2 separate regions of the Homo sapiens genome follow, and region 1 is linked to region 2. Evidence: chromatin loops called from intact Hi-C (ENCODE). Cell type or tissue: B cell. All regions are shown on one strand. Each heading gives the region's core, and the rest is flanking DNA. Links, peaks and the distances in the headings are about the cores only.

What was found. A loop is a pair of places that touch in the nucleus more often than their neighbours do. Peaks named below come from ENCODE experiments on the same cell type or tissue, not always from the same donor. Only the 100,000 strongest peaks of a DNase experiment are listed, where the experiment ranks them.
Region 1: a loop joins it to region 2, with 21 times the contacts of the local background. A loop is called at or near these places in 7 of 110 quality-filtered maps.

Annotation. Positions count from the first base shown.
Region 1 is chr4:147,582,952-147,596,005 of GRCh38, forward strand. LINC02507 (long intergenic non-protein coding RNA 2507) reads left to right here. Exons shown (of 4, transcript NR_187416.1): 4 at 11,314-11,638. Among named protein-coding and RNA genes, the nearest start is that of LINC02507, 20 kb to the left of the region's middle. In B cell, for the core only: CTCF peaks have their summits at 7,510 (motif pointing left) and 7,715; no DNase peak of the experiment used is centred there; H3K27me3 peaks cover 275 bases.
Region 2 is chr4:146,337,920-146,345,919 of GRCh38, forward strand. All of the region lies in intron 5 of SLC10A7 (solute carrier family 10 member 7), which reads right to left. Among named protein-coding and RNA genes, the nearest start is that of MIR7849, 67 kb to the right of the region's middle. In B cell, for the core only: CTCF peaks have their summits at 3,055 (motif pointing right), 4,888 (motif pointing right) and 5,091; a DNase peak (open chromatin) is centred at 4,882.

The DNA.
Region 1 (13,054 bases), core at 3,106-11,105, 1.2 Mb after region 2:
CATGACCTACTCTAAACCTAATTGCCTCCCAAGGTCCCTATTTTCAAATACTATCACATTGGCAGGTAAGTCTTCAACATATGAATTCTGAGGGGACACAAACATTCAGTTTGTAACATTCTGCCCCGGACTGCGAAAATTTATATCCTTCTAGTGTGCAAAATACATTCATTCTATCCTAATAGCCCCAAAAGCCTTAACTCATTCCAGCATCAAGTCTAAAGTCCAAAGATAAGGTCTCACTCATATATGACATATCTGACTTAAGTTGTATTTAGTTTCACCACACAAGCTATTTTCTTCCTAAATACAATGGTGGGACAGGCATAGGATAGATATTTTCCTTCCAAAAGGGAGAAGCCAGAAGATGGAAGACAAGTCCCAAGAAAATCTAAAACCTAGCAAGGTGAATTCCATTAGATTTTAAGGCTCAAGAATAATTCTCTTTGGTCCCATGCTCTGCCTTCTGTGCCCAGTAGGGTAGCACTCCCACCTTCAGGACCCACTGAAAAAGTAATGCACCCAAGGCCAGGCACAGTGACTCAAGTCTGTAATCCTAGCACTTTGGGAGGCTGAGGCAGGCAGATCAATTGAGCCCAGGAGTTCAAGACCAATCTAGGCAACATGGTGAAACCCCATGTCTACAAAAAACAAAACAAAATAAAGCCAAAAAGTACAAAAATTAGCCAGGCATGGTGGTGCACACCTGCAGTCCCAGCTACCCTGGAGGCTGAGATGGGAGGATGGCTTAAGCCCAGGAGACAGAGGTGCAGTGAGCCAAGATTGCACCCCTGCACACCAGCCTAGGTGACAGAACCAAACCCTGTCTCAAAAAAAAAAAAAAAAAAGTAATGCACCTGAGACTCTGAGTTGCTCTGCTCCCAAGGTTACACTTTGTGGGCTCACTCCTAAGGCACTGAGTAGGGCTTTTCTCACCTTCTAAAACAAGAGGGGTGGTCACACTCTTTGAAACCAAACAGGAGATAGCCTTATCCCCTAGGTCTGTGGTAGGAGTGACAGCCCTGATGATCTCTGAGTCACATTTGAAGTCATTCTTCCTTTTCCTTGAAGAATAGCATGCATTCACAGCCAAATAGCTATACAGTCCTTTTCACAGAATCCAAGAATTCCAACAGCCTTCCTTCATTTTGTTACATCTCCATCCCCTTCAGTTCAAACTGGCAGTGTTTCTGCTCATATCATCCCATAAACTCTTTCTCAAACCATAATCCAGCCATACCCTTGGCATACTCTTCAGAACATGCTTTCTCGGTTTCTTGCAATATGAATAGGCTGATTGTTTTCCAAACCTTAAAGCTCTGGTTCATTTTTGCTTAACAATTTCTTCTTCATTCATCTCTCTTCTCTCACATTTGACAGAGTCTTGCTCTGTAGCCCAGGCTGGAGTGCAGTGGCATGATCTCAGCTCACTGTAACCTCCACCTCCTGGGTTCAAGTAATTCTCCTGCCTCAGCTTCTCAAGTAGCTGGGATTACAAGCATGCACCACCACACCTGGCTAATTTTTGTATTTTCAGTAGAGACAGGATTTTGCCATATTGGCCAGACTGGTCTTGAACTCCTGGCCTCAAGTGACCTACCTGTCTCTGCCTCCCAAAGTGCTGGGATTACAGGTGTGAGCCACTGTGCCCAGCCCACACATTTTTCTACAAGCACTCAGGAGGAGCAAAGATGCTCCTTCAACACTTTGCTTAAGAATTTCCTCTGCTAAATATGCAATTTCATTGCTCACAAGTTCTACCTTCCACAAAACACCTGAACACCATTCAGCCAAGTTCTTTGCCACTTTATAACAAGAATTTCCTTCCTTCCAGTTTCCAATAACATGATCCTAATTTCCATCAGAGACCTCATCAAAATCTCTTTTTATATCCATATTTCTAGCATGCACCTGAAAACTCTTTCAGCCTCTACCCGTTACTCAGCTCCAAAGCCATTTCCACATGTTTAGATATCTTTTACTGCCACACTTCACTTCTTGGTACCAAAACCTGTGTTAGTCTGGGTTCTCCAGAGAAACAAAACCAGTAACAGATAGAAATATATATATCCATAGTTAGAAATGCATGCACAGATACAGATAAAAATATAAAGATATTTATTATAAGGAATTGGCTGATGAAGTTATAAAGGCTAAGAAGTCCCAAGATCTACAGTCAGCAAGCTGGAGACCCAGGAGAACCGATGGTATAGTTCCAGTCCAAGTTCAAAGGCCTGAGAACCAGGAGAGACAATAGTGTATGTTCCAGTCTGAGTCAAAGATGAACAGCAGAAGACCAATGTCCCAGTTCAAAGACAGGCAGGGAGAAAAAAATTTTCTGATTCAGTCTTTTGTTCTTTTCACGCCTTCAATGGACTGAGTGAGCCCCACCCACACTGGGGAAGGAATCTGTTTTGTCTACTGACTCAAGTGTTAATTTGATCCAGAAACATCCTCATAGACACATTCAGAAGTAACGTTTAACCAAATATCTAGGCACTGGGCACCCCATGGCCCAGTCAAGTTAACACATAAAATTCACCATTACACTAGGTCAGTCTTACCCCGACCTGCCTTCTTGTCCTTTCCTCACACGTGCTACACCAGCTTTGCCCTTTCATCCATTTTCACCAATAACCAATTTTTTTGTTTTACCCAATAATCAGGGACTTACTAGGAGACCCCTTAATTGCCCTAAAAATTACTACTAAGATATTGATGAGTGCAAATGACTTAACAATTACTTTTCCTATTTGCATTTCACCTGTACTTTACCTAAGGAAGAAAAAAAATTATTGTGGTAAAATACATATAACGTAAACTTACCATTTTAATAACTGTTAATTACCTTCACAATGTTCTACAAACATCAGCACTATCTAGTTACAGAACATTTTTTATCACCCCAAAGGAAACCCTGTAAGCAGTCACTCTCCCTTTTCCCTCCCCTCAGCCCCTGGCAACCATGAATCTGCTTTTTGTATCTATAGATTTGCCTATTTTGGAGAGTTCATATAAATATGTGACCTTTTGTATCTGACTTCCTTCACTTAGTAAAGAATTTTAGCCTCCTTAGCTAGGGAAAGTGAAAAATGGAAAGGAGAATATTTTATGATATAAACATTTGGGAGTTATCTCTAAAACCTCACCAACTTTCTACATCACTGTTTTACCAAGATTTGGGAAACTCATCTGTTATTCATCTGCCTGGACGTTCTGCTGTGCGTTATTAACCCTTTCTGTGGAGGTCTGAGGCAGCCTGAACACAGGCTGGCACTGGGCCAGGATGGAGAATGTGTGGACACTTCAGGAGGCTCATTCCACACCATCAAGAGGGCTTCCTTCCCTGAAAGCGACCTGGCAGGACCATGCAGGTCATAAGGTCATACAGCCCTGAGGGGCACAAGGATGCTGATCCCAGACACTTCAGGCCTTAATAAAAATAAAAGCAAGCACATCTCTGGCAGCAGAGTAAATTATTCGTGGGATTTATTTTAAAAGAGAGACAGCTTTGTTGAAAAAAAAAATAGACACCACATCAATTCCAAAAATCATTTCCAGAAGAAAATGTCTAATCAAATGGGAAGTAGTGCATTCGTGGTTTGCACAGCATAGCTACCGAGTTTTTTAAAAGGGTCCCAGATTTGTTCAGATACTGGTTTCCACAATATGGGTCATCTGAAAGGATGCATAGCTTTATTGGGAATATAGCACATGGATGGATGGTCAGAGACTACAAGTCTGCTGAAGTTTTGTGGGAAATGAGCAGTTTGGCAGCCCCCGAGTCTGGAGGGTCTGAGACTGGCATGCCAGAAAAGCTCCAGGTCCGTAACAGCCTCTTTAAAACCATGAAGCCCTTGGAGGCCCAGCTCAAGGGTTTCAGTATGTGTCACAGATTTCATTTGCTCAGGACTCTCACAGTTTTTATGTGGTTTAACGAAGTACCTAAGCAGAAGCTTTTTTTTTTCTTTTTGGCTTTGCCTTTTTCACCGATTTCCCTTTTTATTAATAACCAAACATAAATATATTACAAATATTTTTACCTTTTATTTCCATCTTGTTACTGTTTATGTATTTGCTAAGATCAAAGTCTGGATTCATCCTCTAACAAGTTCATGTTGTTTTCCTGCTTGTTTCAAAATATGGACCCCGCAGCCTTTATAATTCTATTCCATGATGACTGGCTTAAATTTAATCATATACACAAGCACTGCAGTAACTCGCTAAACAAATCCATGTGAGGATAAAAGGAACATCACAGGCCTGATCTGGGCACAATGGCCTTTGTATTTTTCTCCTTTTGTTTTCAGAAGTTTCTGGAGCCTGTAACTGAACGCAGCAGACTCTAGTTAAAAATTCACCATGATTCCTTTTTAAATAATAGCATTTGTCTTTTGATGAGGTCTCTCAGCTCAAAAGGATCCCTATTTCACATTATAAATAGTTACTGTCAAAAGACATGACTATAAGACAATGACACTGGGTTTGAACAAATATACTTGAATTTATCCATACAAATGAATGATGTCCCCATCAAAGTAGGCAGCAACATTCCAGCGATTTTCAAAACAGTTTTGAAACTCCAGTTAGGAACTTCCTTCCTTCACACACTACGGGAATTGCTTTGAATGTCAGGGTATTTTTTAAAAATATTTTTTTTCATCAGGGTAAGTTTCATTTTTGGAAACAACCAAGCCATTTAATAAGGCAGACGGTAACTGACTGGATAGAAGTGCTGTAGCCTACAATATAATGAGACTAGCTTTTACTTTGATTCCTTAATTAGCCCTAAAGGTAATTCCAAAAAAAGTTCCTAAAATGTTTAGTGCAATAGCAGTACAGTTGAAAGAAGTGTCTAGACTCCCAAAGCAACTTCTCTGAAAAGGAAGACATTCATTTGAACATACGGATGAATTTCTTAGAGAAAAATAGGCCATCCTTGCCTTGCTTGATTTTCTCAAAAACTCTATGTTATTGGTGCCTAGCTAAGGGAAGTTGACTATTTTCAGCTTCCTACAGTATCAAATTTTATTTAACAATTCATTTTTGAAGTGAATAGAAGCGCAAAACCTGAAATACCTTCATAGAACCATGCCTTAGTGACCTATTCCAAAACAGACTTAAAACATTCACAGGCGTATGCACAACTGATAAACATAAATATACATATGAATATATACTATACATAAGATAAATAATAAATTAAACATAAATGTAGTGATAAATAAATATGCATACGGATATTAATTAAATATACAAAATATTTAAATGCCAACTCTACCCACCTGAATTTTACTTTTAATTTCAGAGCCTTGATTCCAATGCTAATTTCATTAAGCATGTCTATAACTGGGTTGCAAGAATGGTATATGCTGAACGGTAAATGCTGTACAAATTAACTTAAACACGTTTTGCATTACATTCTCATAGAGGTATTTAATATGGGTAAACTGGTGTTTTGTGTGTGTGTGTGTGTGTGTTCCAGTTAATGAAGAAAGGAGGAAGGAAAGTATCACACATTGAATACCTATTGTACGCCAAGGGCTGAACACGTTACTATTTAAATGCTCTCAACATCTCCGAGCTAAATATTTTAATCCCCATTTACAGAAAAATAAAAATAAAAAACTAGGCTAGAGAATATAAACAGCAGAATGCTGGCATACCATTGGCAAGTGGAGAAAATGCATTTAGAATTAGCTGATCAATGGGTGGAGAAAAAAGCCAAAGGCCACACCCATGTGTTTAGAAAATGAAATGAAAGTCTCTTCCCAGAGAGAATCTTTTTTTCCCCAAAAAACCTGATGCTATCATTTCCCTTAATTTTTCATTAACCTCAATAATTCTTTGCCATATTTTTCCAAAAATGAAACAGGACTATTACCTCCCAATGTGGGAAAATAAAATGTTCTATGAATTTTTATCTTGTTATTTATACAACAAGCCTTTGGAAACCAGTTAAGTGCTTGAACCAGTTAAGTATTTGGGTGGGACATTTAAAAATAAATCAAGCTAAATAAAGAAGTGTTAAAGTTCATAGAGCAAAGAAAAAGTTATAATCCTTAGCTGAAAGATACTAGGAGACATAGCCATCTATGGGGGTTAAAGATTTAAATTTAAAAATAATAATAATAAAGAGAAGCTCCTTCAAATAAATGCAGGAGGAAATTGAGAATCAACATCAGGACAGCTCATTTGACCTTACGGATATATTTTACTGGTGACTTTCTGGTTTTCAAAACTGTTTCTGATTTTTTTAACTTGTTAATGGCTCCAATTTGCCAGCATATTTCCCAGTTCCCCTGTATTCCACTCAGTAAATCTTGTTCATTTTCAGCTTTTATTTTCTTGTTCAGTCCCTAATAACGGACAATTTGTAAGGAAGCAAACTAAAACACTTGGATTAAATAATGCATTTTTTTTCATTATGCTGATGGGTTCATTTTCAAAACAAATGTAAGCTTCATAATTTACTGATATTTCGTGATTTTTACCTTATTTCTGTGAGGATTTCTTTCTCATGGACTTCTGTCTTTGCCATTGACAAAACTCCTAATAATACCACCCAAATCCTAAAAGGGGTTAAACTTCAAGTGACTGATGTTCTGAAAGTGACATGATCAAAAAATAGTCTCATCCAGAAATTTAGATTTGTGACTTAAGTTATCAGAAGAGTTTCCAAAACTCCAAACAGCCTGCATTAATTCTGGCTTTTTTGGTTTTCTGTTAGTCTGCCTCTGTTTTTATACTAAAAGGGTATACAGAAATTTGTGTGCATTGCTCATCCTGAGTTGAATTCCTATGAAGTAGAGCTGAGTACAGAAATGTCTTTCACTTCAAAGGGCATACTGTGGGGTGCAAAGAAAGGCAGGCTTGGGTCCTTCCAGCCAAACATTGCCCTCTGGCACTCATGCTCAACTCCCCAGGGATACAAGAGGGCAATCTCCGGCCCTTGTAGCTCTAGGTAACATTTCCCACAACCCCTGACTCATAAATATTGACATTTGGGAAAAATAAGACCAAAAAAGAAAAAAGGGCTTTTTCAAAACAAAAAAAAAACTGTTTTTAAGATGAAGTGTTTATATATTTTCTAAAGCCTGGTTTATACCTAAGCTATCACTATAATTTTTAAATAAAATATACCTCATCTTGGGATTTTAAAAAAATAGTATTATCCATCAACCACTAGAGAATATAGGAAAGAAAACTTTCAGCACGGTTTTTATTTATTTATTTTATATTTTTCCATCCGGAAAATAACAGGACTGAGTTGAAAGCAATTTTTTCTAAAAGTAGCAATAGCAACATTCTCAGATAAAATCTTTTTTGCTGAATATCAACGTTTAAATTATAGTGAATTTGAAGTTATTTATTTTCAGCAAAAGCTTTTCTTTTTCCTTTTAAATATTTGTCTCCACCCCTCTTTGCTTCAAAAAACAGAAATGATGTGACAACTGAGACCTTCGAGAATTCCTTAGACCCCAGCCTGTTTTCATTGTGGAACTACAGCGCGACCTGGTGGTAGTTGCTGTTTTTAGCATGGTTTATGAATAAATGGTCAAAGTTTCAAAACCAAAACAAAGGAAAGCCTTGTGTTTAGACTTTTAGAAAATATAGTATCAGGAAAGAAAACAGTGGGATGGCTCTCTTAGAATCATAATTACAGATAGAACTTTTTTTAAGTTTTTTAACTATAATATACTTTTTTTTCCCTTAGGGTGTCGCTCTGTTGCCCAGGCTGGAGTGCAGTGGCGTGATATGAGCTCACACCGCAACCTCCGCTTTCTGGCTCAAGCCATCCTCCAGCCTCAGTTCCCGAGTAGCTGGGACCACAGGCACGAGGCACCACACCCACTTCTTTTTTATTTTTTCTTTTGTATTTTTTTGTAGAGATAGGGTTTCACCATGTTGCCCAGGCTGGTCTCCAACTTCTGAACTCAAAGAGATCCGCCCACCTCGGCCTCCCAAAGACCTAGGATTACAGGCGTGAGCCACTGCGCCTGACCAAATATATCTTTTAAGAATAAATAATCTAGTAAGGTTATTGATGAGTCATTATATCACCTGATACAATTTTTAACATTCATATATTTTCAGGAATATGAATTTTCAGTCATATTTCCTCTTTTTAACTACTTTTACAGTTCTCTAAACAATGCTTCAAAAACATTAACAGAAAAAAATATTTAATCAGTGATACAAGAGAAGACTGTTTTATATGCTTTTCTTTGACAACTAGCAGCACATTGATGCAAGAGTTTATAGACAAAATGGTGATTCATAGTAACTGTAATCTTCTCTGTGTTTATTGTACTTTACACCCATCTTATCTAATCCTCTCAACCACCCTGTTAAATTCAGAATCAGTATCTCCATTCTACAGATTAGAAAACTGAGGCTTCAGGATATGAAATAACTTGTTCAAGGTCACTCCTCTGGTGAGTGACAGAATGGACTCAACCCTGGGCCTGCCTGCTCCAATGCCTAGGCATAGGGTCAGGCTGGTGATAGGCCCTTTTTAAAGATTGGCTGATTCAATGAGCAAATGCATCTACTGTGAGAATATTAAAGGTAAGCCTGGACTGGATCCAAAGTCTTCTGACTTGATAACCAGTAAATCTTCCAGTAAAGTTTAGACATATTTTGAACTTTCTCTTGTTTCTGCCTGCAGTTGCACTCTCCTGAGCCTGCTAAGTCCCCACTATTTTCTACAAAAGAACAAAGAAAAAATACCAGGCGAGAGTGACCCATAGCCTGAGCCCCAGGCTGTTTTACCCACGAGGCCCTAGCAGGGGATCTTTTCCACTTTTGTGCCATAGATCCCTTTGGAAGCCTAAGTGAAGCTCCTGGAACTTTTTTAAAATGCCCCACAAAGAAAGCCAACTATTTTAAAATAAAATTTTCAAAAAACTTTTAAAAACTCGGCCGGGCGCAGTAGCTCACGACTGTAATCCCAGCACTCTGGGAGGCTGAGGTGGATGGATCACTGAGGTCAGGAATTTGAGACCAGCCTGGCCAACATGGTGAAAACCCATCTCTACTAAACACACACACACACACACACACACACAAAATTAGCTGGGTGTGGTGGCACACGCCTGTGATCCCAGCTACTTGGGAGGCTGAGGCAGGAGAATCTCTTGAGCCCAGGAGGCGGATGTTGTGGTGAGCTGAGATTGCACCACTGCACTCCAGCCTGGGTAACAGAGCAAGAGTCATCTCAAAAAAAAAAAAAAACTTTAAAATACTAATTTGTAAATATGTGCTTATTTATTAATGCATTTAATAACAAGATTTAATAACAATGTCACAACTATATATTCAAAGTAGCAATTAGTATAAATGATGTTTTGGGATATTCGTAATCCCTGTAATGTGACATGAATATATCTATTGTTTCTATTGGTGAGAGAGATATTGTTAATATTAATGTGATGTATGGCCTATATTCTTTAATAAATAAAATTACAAATTTCAGTTTGAAGTTAATGAAAACAGATTTTTTTCATCCAAGTTCATGGACCTTCTTACCCTCCTGAATTAAGAAATCAAAGCTAATCTTAAATAAGTCACAGCTAAATCTTTTCAAAAACTAAAAAATTTTAAAATTCTTAAATTCTGTCAAAAAAATGCTTAAGCAATATATATATGTTTCCCTTGATTAGTGTGAGATATTCACTTTAATATGAATATTATGAATAATATGAATATTCACTTTAATATGAATAATATGAAGCAAGACTCCAAAAATAAGCATGGATCTAGGACCTAGGGAGATGTTAAAACAACCTTGCCTGAGTCTCATGACAGTAATCAACAAATAATAGTATTATTTGCCCATAATAATAATTCAGTTTGTATGCATCTGACAAAGGACTAATATCCAGAATCTACAAGGAACTCAAACAAATCAGCAAGGAAAAAAAACAAACAAACAAATAATCCCATCAAAAAGTGGGCTAAGGACATGAATAGACAATTCTCAAAAGAAGATATACAAATGGCCAACAAACATATGAAAAAAAAGTTCAATATCACTAATTATCAGGGAAATGCAAATCAAAACAACAGTGAAATACCACCTTACTCCTGAAAGAATGGCCATAATTTAAAAATCAGAAAATAACAGATGTTGGTGTGGATGTGGTGAAAAGAGTGCATTTTACACTAGTGGTGGGAATGTAAACTAGTACAACCACTATGGAAAACAGTGTGGAGATTCCTTAAAGAACTAAAAATAGAACTACCAGTTGATCCAGCAATCCCCCTATTGGGTATCTGCCCAGAGGAAAAGAAGTCAATATAAGAAAAAGACACTTGCACACGCATGTCTCTAGCAGCACAGTTCGCAATTGCAAAGATATGAAACCAGCCTAAATGTCCATCAGCCAACAAGTGGATAAGGAAAATGTGGGATATATAACTACTCAGCCTCAAAAAGGAAAAAAATAATGGCATTCGCAGCAACCTGGATGGAGTTGGAGACCATTATTCTAAATGAAGTAACTCAGGAATGGAAAACCAAACAGGAATGGAAAACTAAGCTATGAGGACGCAAAGGCATGAGAATGATATAATGGACTTTGGAGACTCAGGGGGAAGGTTGGGAGAGGGCCAATGGATAAAAAAGTACACATTGGGTACAGTGTACATTGCTCAGGTGACAGATGCACCAAAATCTCAGAAATCACCACTTAAGAACTTTTCCATGCAACCAAACACTACCTTTTCCCTCAAAACTATTGAAATATAATAGAAATAAAAGAATAAAAAAATCATAATAATAATTCAGTTTGACATGACAAACATTGAGCAGCTACTATGCTAGACACACTACTAGTGTTTTTAAAAATACATTTTAAAAGTGAATACTTCTTTGTCATTTGTGCAGCATTTATCATTTTCAAAGCAGTTCTACACACATCTTTCTTTCAAATCTAATTACAACTTCAAGGGGCAAGGCAGGGTCTGGAGACTTATTCATTAATTCTGCATTCCCACGATAAATCTCACTCTGGACCCATAGTAAGTACTCAATAAAAGAAGACAGTTTACTCCACCTTTATCCCCCAAGCAAGCCCCTGAATTAGGGCTGCCAGGTAGGATACAGAATGTTCAGTTAAATTTAAATTTCAGATAAACAATTTTTTACTCTAAGTATATCCCATGAAAATGATTTTTAAATATCTATAATATGGGACACACACACATTTTTTTGAGTATTTGTTGTTAACCTAGATTTCAAATTTAACTGGGCATTCTGTGTTTTTGCTGGCTAAATTTGGCAATTCTTTCCTGAATTTCTCTGCCCAGGAGCTCCCTCTGCTGCAGGAACTCAACGATAGGGAGGAAGAGTCCAGAAAAGTAGGGCTGTCAGCACCTCTGTGAGCAGCCGACGATCCACAGCGGATGGAGTTTGGTGGTAAAGGTACTCACTTCCTGTCTCTCTGGTGATGATTTTGAGCATGTTCTACAAAGTCTTTCAGATGGTCCCAGTAGGTTGGAGCCCAGCTGCCCTCAGTGGTAACCTGCCCATTAACGTATCCTGTGTTGGTTTCCTTTCCTCCCCTACCTCACCTCCCCACTCCCCTTTCTATGATTCCTAGAGTCACCTCCCAAATAAACTTTCACATTTACATTATTGTCTCATGGTCTCTTCTGAGGGAACTCAAACTAAAACAAAATGCTTATTGAATTAAATCCTCAGTTGCAGATGAGAGGTTCAGGGACCATGCCAGATGCTGAAGGCACCAAGATGGATAGTGATGAGCCTTCTCATTCAGCCCTTACTCAGCACTGCCTCTGGCTACCAAGCACTGTGCTCCTATCATGTACCAGCCCCTGGGACTCTCCGTTTACATGCATCTTGGCTAACCCTTTCCACCACCCTGCCCAGTAGCTATCATTATGCTCAAATTGCAAACGGGGAAATTGATGCTCAGAGGGTTTTCCAAAGTCACACAGTCATAGAAATGCCATCTTTGGTTAGGGAGCAGTGCCTCACACCTGAAGTTTCAGCACTTTGGGAGGCCAAAGCTGGCAGATCGCTTGAGCTCAGGAGTTTGAGACCAGCCTAGACAACATGGCAAAATCCCATCCACACAAAAAATACAAAAATTAGCTGGGTGTGGTGACATGCCTATAGTCCCAGCTATTTAGGAGGCAGGATTGCTTGAGTCCAGGAGTTCAAGGCTTCAGTGAGCTGTGATCACGCCACTGAACTCCAGCCTGGGTGACAGAGTGAGTCTCTGTCTCAAAAAAAAAAAAAAAAAAGAAAAGAAAAAGAAAAGGGCCGGGCGCAGTGGCTCACGCCTGTAATCCCAGCACTTTGGGAGGCCGAGGCGGGCGGATCACAAGGTCAGGATATCAAGACCATCCTGGCTAACACAGTGAAACCCCGTCTCTACTAAAAATACAAAATATCAGCCGGGCGTGGTGGCGAGCGCCTGTAGTCCCAGCTACTTGGGAGGCTGAGGCAGGAGAATGGCGTGAACCCGGGAGGGGGAGCTTGCAGTGAGCCGAGATTGCGCCACTGCACTGCAGCCTGGGCGACAGAGCGAGACTCCGTCTCAAAAAAAAAAAAAAAAAGGAGTGCCATCCTCCTGCAACACACCACCTCCCTGAGACCCACAGACAATAATACAACAGGCTTTAGGACACGCCTCTCTTGAAGTACTTAAAAGTGAGTTGAGAATACACAACACTTATACATGAAAAAATAACTCATGACACAAGAGAGTAAGGGAAATGTGTGACAGGCAGCTCAGAGAAGAATCCCTATGGAGTTCAGAAGAGAGATAAGGGTCAACTGGGAATATTAGAGAAATCTCATGGGTGGCTGGACTTAGGCTGAGCCGGAGTGAATGAGTTAGATTCAAATGGGAGACTCAGGGAAAGGAGAGAGTTGTGAGTGAGAAGGATGAGTAGGCACCGTGCAGAAGCAGCACTGGGCATGTTTACTGTGACTGTAAACAGAAAGATGGCCTGAGGACAGGATAGCAGGAACCAGGCCATATTATAGAGGCCTGGGGATGCCAAGAGCTATGGTTTGAAT
Region 2 (8,000 bases), core at 1-8,000:
CGATTACATATATAACTTGCCACTGGTGTTGGAATACATGAAAATAAGGCACTAAGTAACTCTCTTAGGTCACTAGAGTAACATGGATGTTTTTTCCCACTGGTTTAAAAGATTTAATGTGTATCTGCCATTCTGCTCATTGATGTCTGTAACACAACAGTGCCTGGCAAATATTAGGCATGCAATAATTTTTTTTGCTGAATGAAAGAACAAATGAATAGATGAATGTGTGTCCACAAATGTTTCTCTCATGGAGCAGCATATCCATTTGATAAGAAACACACACACTTTCTGAAATGTTTTAAAACCCTTGTGTTTGTAATAATAATGAGACTAGTTGACATTTATTGAATGCCTACTGTGTATATGTCAGCAACTGTTCTATGCTCTTTATATTTACTAACTCATTTGGTCCTCACAACAAACCTATGAGAAAGCTGCCACTACAATTCTCATTTTACAGAGGAGAAAATTGAGGTACATAGACAAGGAATTGTTCAGAATTCCCAAGCAGTAAGTGGCAGAATGGGAAGCAAGTCATGCAGTCTGGTTCCAGAATCCAAGATCTCTACCATTGTGTTGATATACTGGATAGGAGTTCTTTAAGAATTTAGAGAAATCAAAGAATTCTAGCTGAAAGAGACATTAGGGATAATGTGTTACCTCACTTTACAAACTGAAAAGTTGATGCCCAAGGAGGCAATGTCTCTCACTCTTGGGTGCAGAGTTAGTGGAAACACAAGGAGTAGCATTTTAGTGTCTCAAATTCCCTGCCCAGTTCTTTATTTCTGATACCACACTGCCTCCTACAAACCACTTGAGTAGAACAAAGCTCACATATGGAAGATCTGAAAGCAGTTACTCAGCACTATATTATTTACCATACATATAAAGCAACAAAACAAAACAAAACAAAAACACATAGATGATAAAATTAGAACAGATTAGAGGAAGGTTTTTAAAAGAGATTAAATCTTGAAATAGGCACTTTCATCCCTACCCTAAAAGGCCCATGAATTACCAACAAGACTATGGGAGAACATTTTTGAAAAAGCAAGGCAGAGACGTGGAATATGGAGGAGGGGGATAGTATGAAGTTCAATGAGGACAGAGAAAGGAGGCAATGGAAAGTGACTTGAGGGAGATTTGGGGAAGGGGCTTCTTATGTAGGCTCCTGGATGTTAAAATAAACTTCTAAAATAATCAAAAACTGATTCTCTTTTATATAAGACACTCAAAATAATGGTTTAATCAAAATCACTATTCAGATTTATAACAGAACTTTAACATAAACAAACAAAAAACCCAGACCATGTCTACACATGTGAAATGAATAGGTTTGGCATAGCTCATCTATTCCTTTTGGACGTGTCTAAATGATGGCACACACTGCTGTTAGATCTAGCTGTGACGATCAATACTGAGTATAAGATGGACACAATGAATGGAGACATCTGCACTACACTTGCCTTGTTTCATATTTCAATGGTCTGATTTACTCTGGTTTTTATAATATTCCTTAGCCAGAGCCATTCCTGCAGCTTAGAAAACCAGCTCTGAACTTTGTGACTCAGAGAGGCTTCAGTCAGGAGAAGGAGGTGGATTAACCAATGGTCCTAAGAAAGGTTTGCACCTCACATGAGCATCATTGGTCCACAGATCCTCCTGCCACCCCCAACACAAAGAGGCAGTAGGATCTGGGTATGCAGTTGCTTCCTTCCCTATCTACCTCTCACCATTGACACCAATTTTAAACAGGTTTCTCCCTAATAACATGTTTATTTATTATTTTTTCTCCAAGCCTAATCTACCAGATAAGGCATTTATTTTTTCTCATATCCTCACTTCTACTGACATGTTTTCCTGCCTTTTTATAGTTTCATTTGTCGTTTTTTTTTTTTTAATTTTACTTTAAGTTCCAGGATACATGTGCGGGATGTGCAGGTTTGTTACATAGGTATACATGTGTCATGGTGGTCTGCTGCACCTATCAACCCATCATCTAGGTTTTAAGCTCCGCATGCATTAGATATTTGTCCTAATGCTCTCCCTCCCCTTGTCCCCCACCCCGACAGGTCCCGGTGTGTGATAACATGTTTATTTTTATTAAATATCAGTAGTTGCTTCTTTCCCTATCTACCTCTCACCAATGACACCAATTTTAAACAGGTTTCTCCTTAATAATATGTTTATTTTTATTAAATATCAGGGGGTAGGAGAAGAAAAACATATATGTGTGATTGGGGTCTTAACAACCTAGAGATGCATCCTAGACTCTGAATCTCTCTAAGGCAGTGCTCTCCAAAGCCTGATGGAACTCTCAAGGGCAGAAGGAAAGGCAATAATAGCAAAAGGAAGAAGACTGTCTTATCAGTTTATAAGAACTGGTCAATGGACTTTTTTTGGTATAAAAAGTTCAACAACTAATAGAACAAGCAAATCACTTCGCCATAATCAAATTTCACCTTATGACCCAGGCTCTAGCAAATGCAGGCTCTAGTAAAAAACAAAGACCCAGGCTCTAGCAAAAATGCAAAGGCTCTAGCACAAAACAAAAAACAAAATATATATATACACATATACATATATATGTGTGTGTGTGTATATATATATATGGAGAGAGAGAGAGAGAGAGAGAGAGAGTGATTAGACTTTTAGACTTTTAACCTGGACATTTCTATGGTGAATTATTAAAAACAGTACTGAGTCATTTTTAGTTACATAGGTATATACAGCTAATTTTCCTTAATGTTTCAGTAGAGACTTATCCCAATAAAATTACTTCTAGACCTTAGCCATTGGGTGTTGTTACTAAGGAATTTTTAATAAGAAATAGCCAAGACTTTATATTAGAAATGGATGTACATATATTCATATCAGACATTTATTTTTAAATATCTTCTGCTAATCATTTCAATATCTTCAGAATTTAAAAGTGCCAGAGAGCAAGAAGCAATCATCTGGTAAATCACATCAATGGATTTACCTAAGTCTTTAAGGAAATTGAAAATCTATGTTAACATAATTTTTCTAGTTCCCCAGTAGAGGGCAACTTCTACACACTTTGACAGTTTAAAAAAAAATCTATGCACAGCACATTAGTATGAATCACTGCATGTTTAAAATAAAACAATATAACTTATGCTTATGAATGGATTTTCACTAACAGTAGCTTATAAAATGTCATGGAATTTTAAATTAGTAGTTAGGAATTGAATATATGTAATGAGTAATTAGCATTTTATGATTAATATAAGTATAATTGCAGGAACTTTAAAAGTAGCAACCATTAGGTCACTAAGATAGAATTATCAGGAATTTAAATAAAAGAGGGAAATGATCACAGTATTGTTCTTTAGTAACCATTTGGATTGAATTTCAATATAACTGAGTTCCAAATATAGCTAATATGTTGCATAAAATATTTTATTAAGAATAGGCAAAACCAAACCCCCCCAAAACCAAAAATGGCCATACACAAACATTTGAAAGTATAATTTAGAGTTTTTGATATTCTGTATTTTGAACTAACTTGAATCAGTGTTAGTGTTTTAATAACATCAGACATAAGAATGTAACCATGCACACATATGTTTATACATAAATAGGATAAAATTTCACCATAATACATCTCATTATTACATAGTATTCTATATAGTAGTTGGACACAATATAATATGTCCTCATTCATTCATTCAATGCTAATTTACTGAGCACTTATTATGTGCCAGATACAATTCCAGAAGTCAAGGATACAGTGTGACAAAAGTTCTCTGCCTTCTTGGGGCTTACATGTTCTATTAAAAAGTAATGTATGGTAAAGCCTTCTAAAAAGACAAATCTATGAGATGGATGCTAACCTTATAACACTAGTTTTTTATTTAAAAATTTGGCTTTGTTTTTAATACAGAAAATATTATAAGGAACAATGAAATGGTTCATAATCTTAAAACACAAATAACCCTTGTCGGCCTTAAACAAAGTTATACATGAATCTCATTAGAAAATTTTTAGTTGTATAGAAAAGTACAAAGAAAAATTGAAAATTTCTAGCTCCCTCTCAACTCAGAAACATTAGCAATTTCTTGTAATTCCTTACAGAAAAAAAACAGTATCCACCCATTCCTCTACCCACCTACTCATCCATCTAGCCTAGCGTTCTTAACTTATTCAAATTTATACAGTTTTCTTAAGATAATCATACTATACACAGTATTCTGTACATAGCTTTATCTTTTCCCACTTCTCTATATTTCCTGGAGCTCTTTCCATAAAAGAATATATAAGCACACCTCATTCTTTTATTTGACTGATTTTATTTTTTAATGTAGAAGTATTTTATCTATCTCTAAATATCTCACAATTCTAGTTTAAAAAGTGATTATACAGTTTTATCTGAAATTTATAAGAGCTGTTGTAGATAGTGTTAAAAGTATAAAGACTTAGAAATCATGACCTCCAAGAGGAAGCCTAAAAAATTACTTTTAATTTATTAGAGAACAGCAAATACAAGAAAAAAATAAGAAGAAATAAATATCTGTTTTGGACAAAAACCTTACCAATAGTTCTATTAGATCACACACAACGTAACAATCTTTTAAGAATGTCTTTATATGTGAATTAGAAATACTAGTGAATTTTTTTACCAGTAAATTTTAATAATAGTACTATTATTAAAATTTACAATCATCATTTTTTAGAGTTTCACTTAAATTTTTCAATAAAGCATGCAATAATTACTTTAGAGCATTCTATTTATAATACTACTTAAACCATATATTTGCTTCAGGGCCATATTTGATATTCAAATGTGATAAGAATTCTTAAATTTATAAAAATATTATGCAAAATAAAATACAGGGCACTAGGTGGTGCTGTGGGACCTTCCAGATAAACTAACACTGCAAAGGTATGCATTTGACAAATTAGTTGTGTGGTTGATTCTATATATTTAAATATACATTAAATATTTTTTATAGATAAAACAATGCACATAAATAAGAAGAGTAATATAATGAAAAAGCAAAGTTTTGATGGATGACCTCTTTGAGGAAGATACAACCCCGTTTCATAATCTCATACCCTAACTCCTGTGTTAAGCTATTAAAAAATCTTTATATAATAAATGTCATTTTTGAGGCATGCTTGTCAATCAACTATTATTTTCATTTACCTTTAAAGTTATTTTTTCATATGACCAAGAATTTAAAAGATGAATAATTATACATCCTTGTCAAACAATTTTCTATTAGGTGATTTCTTACAACACAGTACTGTAATCTTCTTGGGTTCTGTTTTTCTATTTTCCCCAGACATGACTGCTTGCTATAGAGCTACTAATTCAAATACTGACAGCCACCAGACTGGCAAGGTGAATGTGCAGATTGGGCCACAAGTAAAATAATAGGAAGTGAGGGCAACTTAGGAAACCCAGAATATAGAAAGCACATCTGTGGTCTGCATGTGGCCTGTGGGCCACTCATCTGTGACCTCTTAAGTCCAACATGTTCCTAACCATTTATCTATGAGTGACACATCTCAAAGATAACCTACAAATTTCAGTTCAAATGAAGGAGTGTAAATGCTTCTCAATTGTCCTTCTACAATGTTTAATCACTTATGTATGTCCTTCCTTAAAGAACAGAAAATATTAATGATGTGGGAGATAAACTAGTGGTCAAGAGCATTACTCGTCCATGATGAGCTACTGATTTAAAGAGAAGTACAGATTTAGTAGTCTTTTTATGGGCATGGTCTTCCTCTTCCCTGCAGGCACTTTCATGATTGTGAAGTACAATAATAAAGTACTTAATATTGAATTGATAGAAATATATGTTTAACATCAATAAAAAAAGGATAGAATTTATTCCCACTAGTAGTGATGGTGGAACTTAATATTACAGGTACAAGGTAAGAATGAAAATGAATTTTTAACAAATTCAACAAAACTCATCTAAAGGAATTTTTTAAACAAATTCAACAAAACTCATCTAAAGGAATGTTGTTCTTCGAGTCTGTCAATCAGAGAAGCAAAACTCATTTTTAAATGATGCATCATTCCAAATGTTTTTAGCTGCCCTCAGAAAGCGTTTGTGTGCTACATAAGAAAATAAGATAAAATCATGTCATTTCTGACCCGGAAGAGACCACAGAGATTAACAATCTCCCATTACTTTAGCTTCACCTCACAAATCAGTTCTTGAAAGATAAACACAGTTAAGTTGCAGTATCTAAGTGGGTCTTTGTTACAGAAAATGAAGTGACCGGATGCTCACGGGAAGCTATGCAGAAATCACAGTTTACTTTGAATGGAGACTATGCCTTACACCAGTAACCAATGCAAAAATATCACGTTTCAAGAATTTTCAATGTTGTCTAAACACTCACAGGAATCTCTACCAACACTACAAATCATTTGGAATTTTTAGAGGGTTTAATTGGTTCAAACAGATACACGGAAGAAGCGGTGAAAAGCAGAACTAGGTTAGAGCCACGCTGCCTGAATTCTTTTCATTTCACTTGTAGACTACCTGAAATGCCATCTTGGATGATAGTCTTTTTGGCTTAATAAGCATCTATTTTAAAATTGCATGTTTTCTTTTGAAGTAGTAGTTTTCACGGTGTGGCCTGGGGACCTACGGGTTCCTAAGACCTTTTGGAGGGCTCGGTGAGACAAAAACTACTTTCATTATATTACTAACACATTATTTGCCTTTTTACTCTCATTCTCTTGCAGTTATATAGTGGAGTTTTCCAGAGGCTACATGACATGTGATATCAAAAGAGATTTGATACACCAACAGTTTTATGTTAAGCCAGGCATTAAAGAGATTTGCAAAATGCAAAACAATAGTACTCTTCCCACTAGTTTTTGTTTGGGAAAATATAGTGATATTTCATAAAAATGTGCAAATTTACATATGATGAAGTTATTATTTTTAAATGAATTAATAATTTTCCAGCTTTAATTTCAAATGTGATCAATAGATAAATATCACCCATATAAACAACTGTTCTCTCTGGTCGTCAGCAAATTTTAAGACTGTAAAGGAGTTCGAAAAGTTGGAGAACACTGTTCCGGAAGAAAGCTACTCACATCTTAGTCAATATGCTTTCCTCTAAATACTGGTATGAATCTGAAACTTCTATCTGAATGAAATTTGCTTAGAAGCAAGAAAGGTCGAGCATTTTGAGGCAAGAGGTACTTTTATGGGCAAGACTAGCTTGATGCAGAGGGATAAACAGTGACGTGGGAACCACAGGCTCAGGTGGAATGACCCAGGTAGAAGGAACAGAGAGGGAGTCAAGAGTGCAATGGCAAATGCTCGTTTCTAAATTTAGCCTGAGACCAATGCTACATCTAGGAAGGGGTCATTTTTCTCTACCTTCTCTTACCTCTTATGCTCTGGGAGACTACAACACAGTTTCCACATTGAAATGCAATCCTTCATTAGTTTCCCACTGGTCTTTAAGGACGAATATTATAACTGTGGTCTACAACATTCTGTATTATCTGCTCCTGCCTACATTTCCATCTTTTTCCATTCTCCACCTGGCTCTCTATACGCTAGCCACAGGGCCCTTGGTCTATTCCTTGACCGGGCTATATTCACTTTCAACCTGCAGACATCAGCTTCCTTCAGTTATCAAGGAAGTCTTTCTGCCATTATAGATTCCCCCTAAATATGCACTCTTATGGCACTATAGATCTGCTTTATGGCATGCATCACAGTTGTAATTTTACATTTATTTGTGTGATTATTTCATTAATGCCTGCGTCTCCTTCACTAGGCTATAAGCTTTATGAGGAAAGGGACCATGCTTATTTTTACTCTATCTTGTATTTCCCATACCTAGTGAAATGCTTGGGACATAATAGGGGCCCATTTAATATTTTTGAATGAATAAATACATGAATAATAGGTATTATTTATTAAGCATTCCTCCTAGATACTGTTCTTGCACTTTGCAAGTGTGACATAATTTTGAAAAGAAGCCAA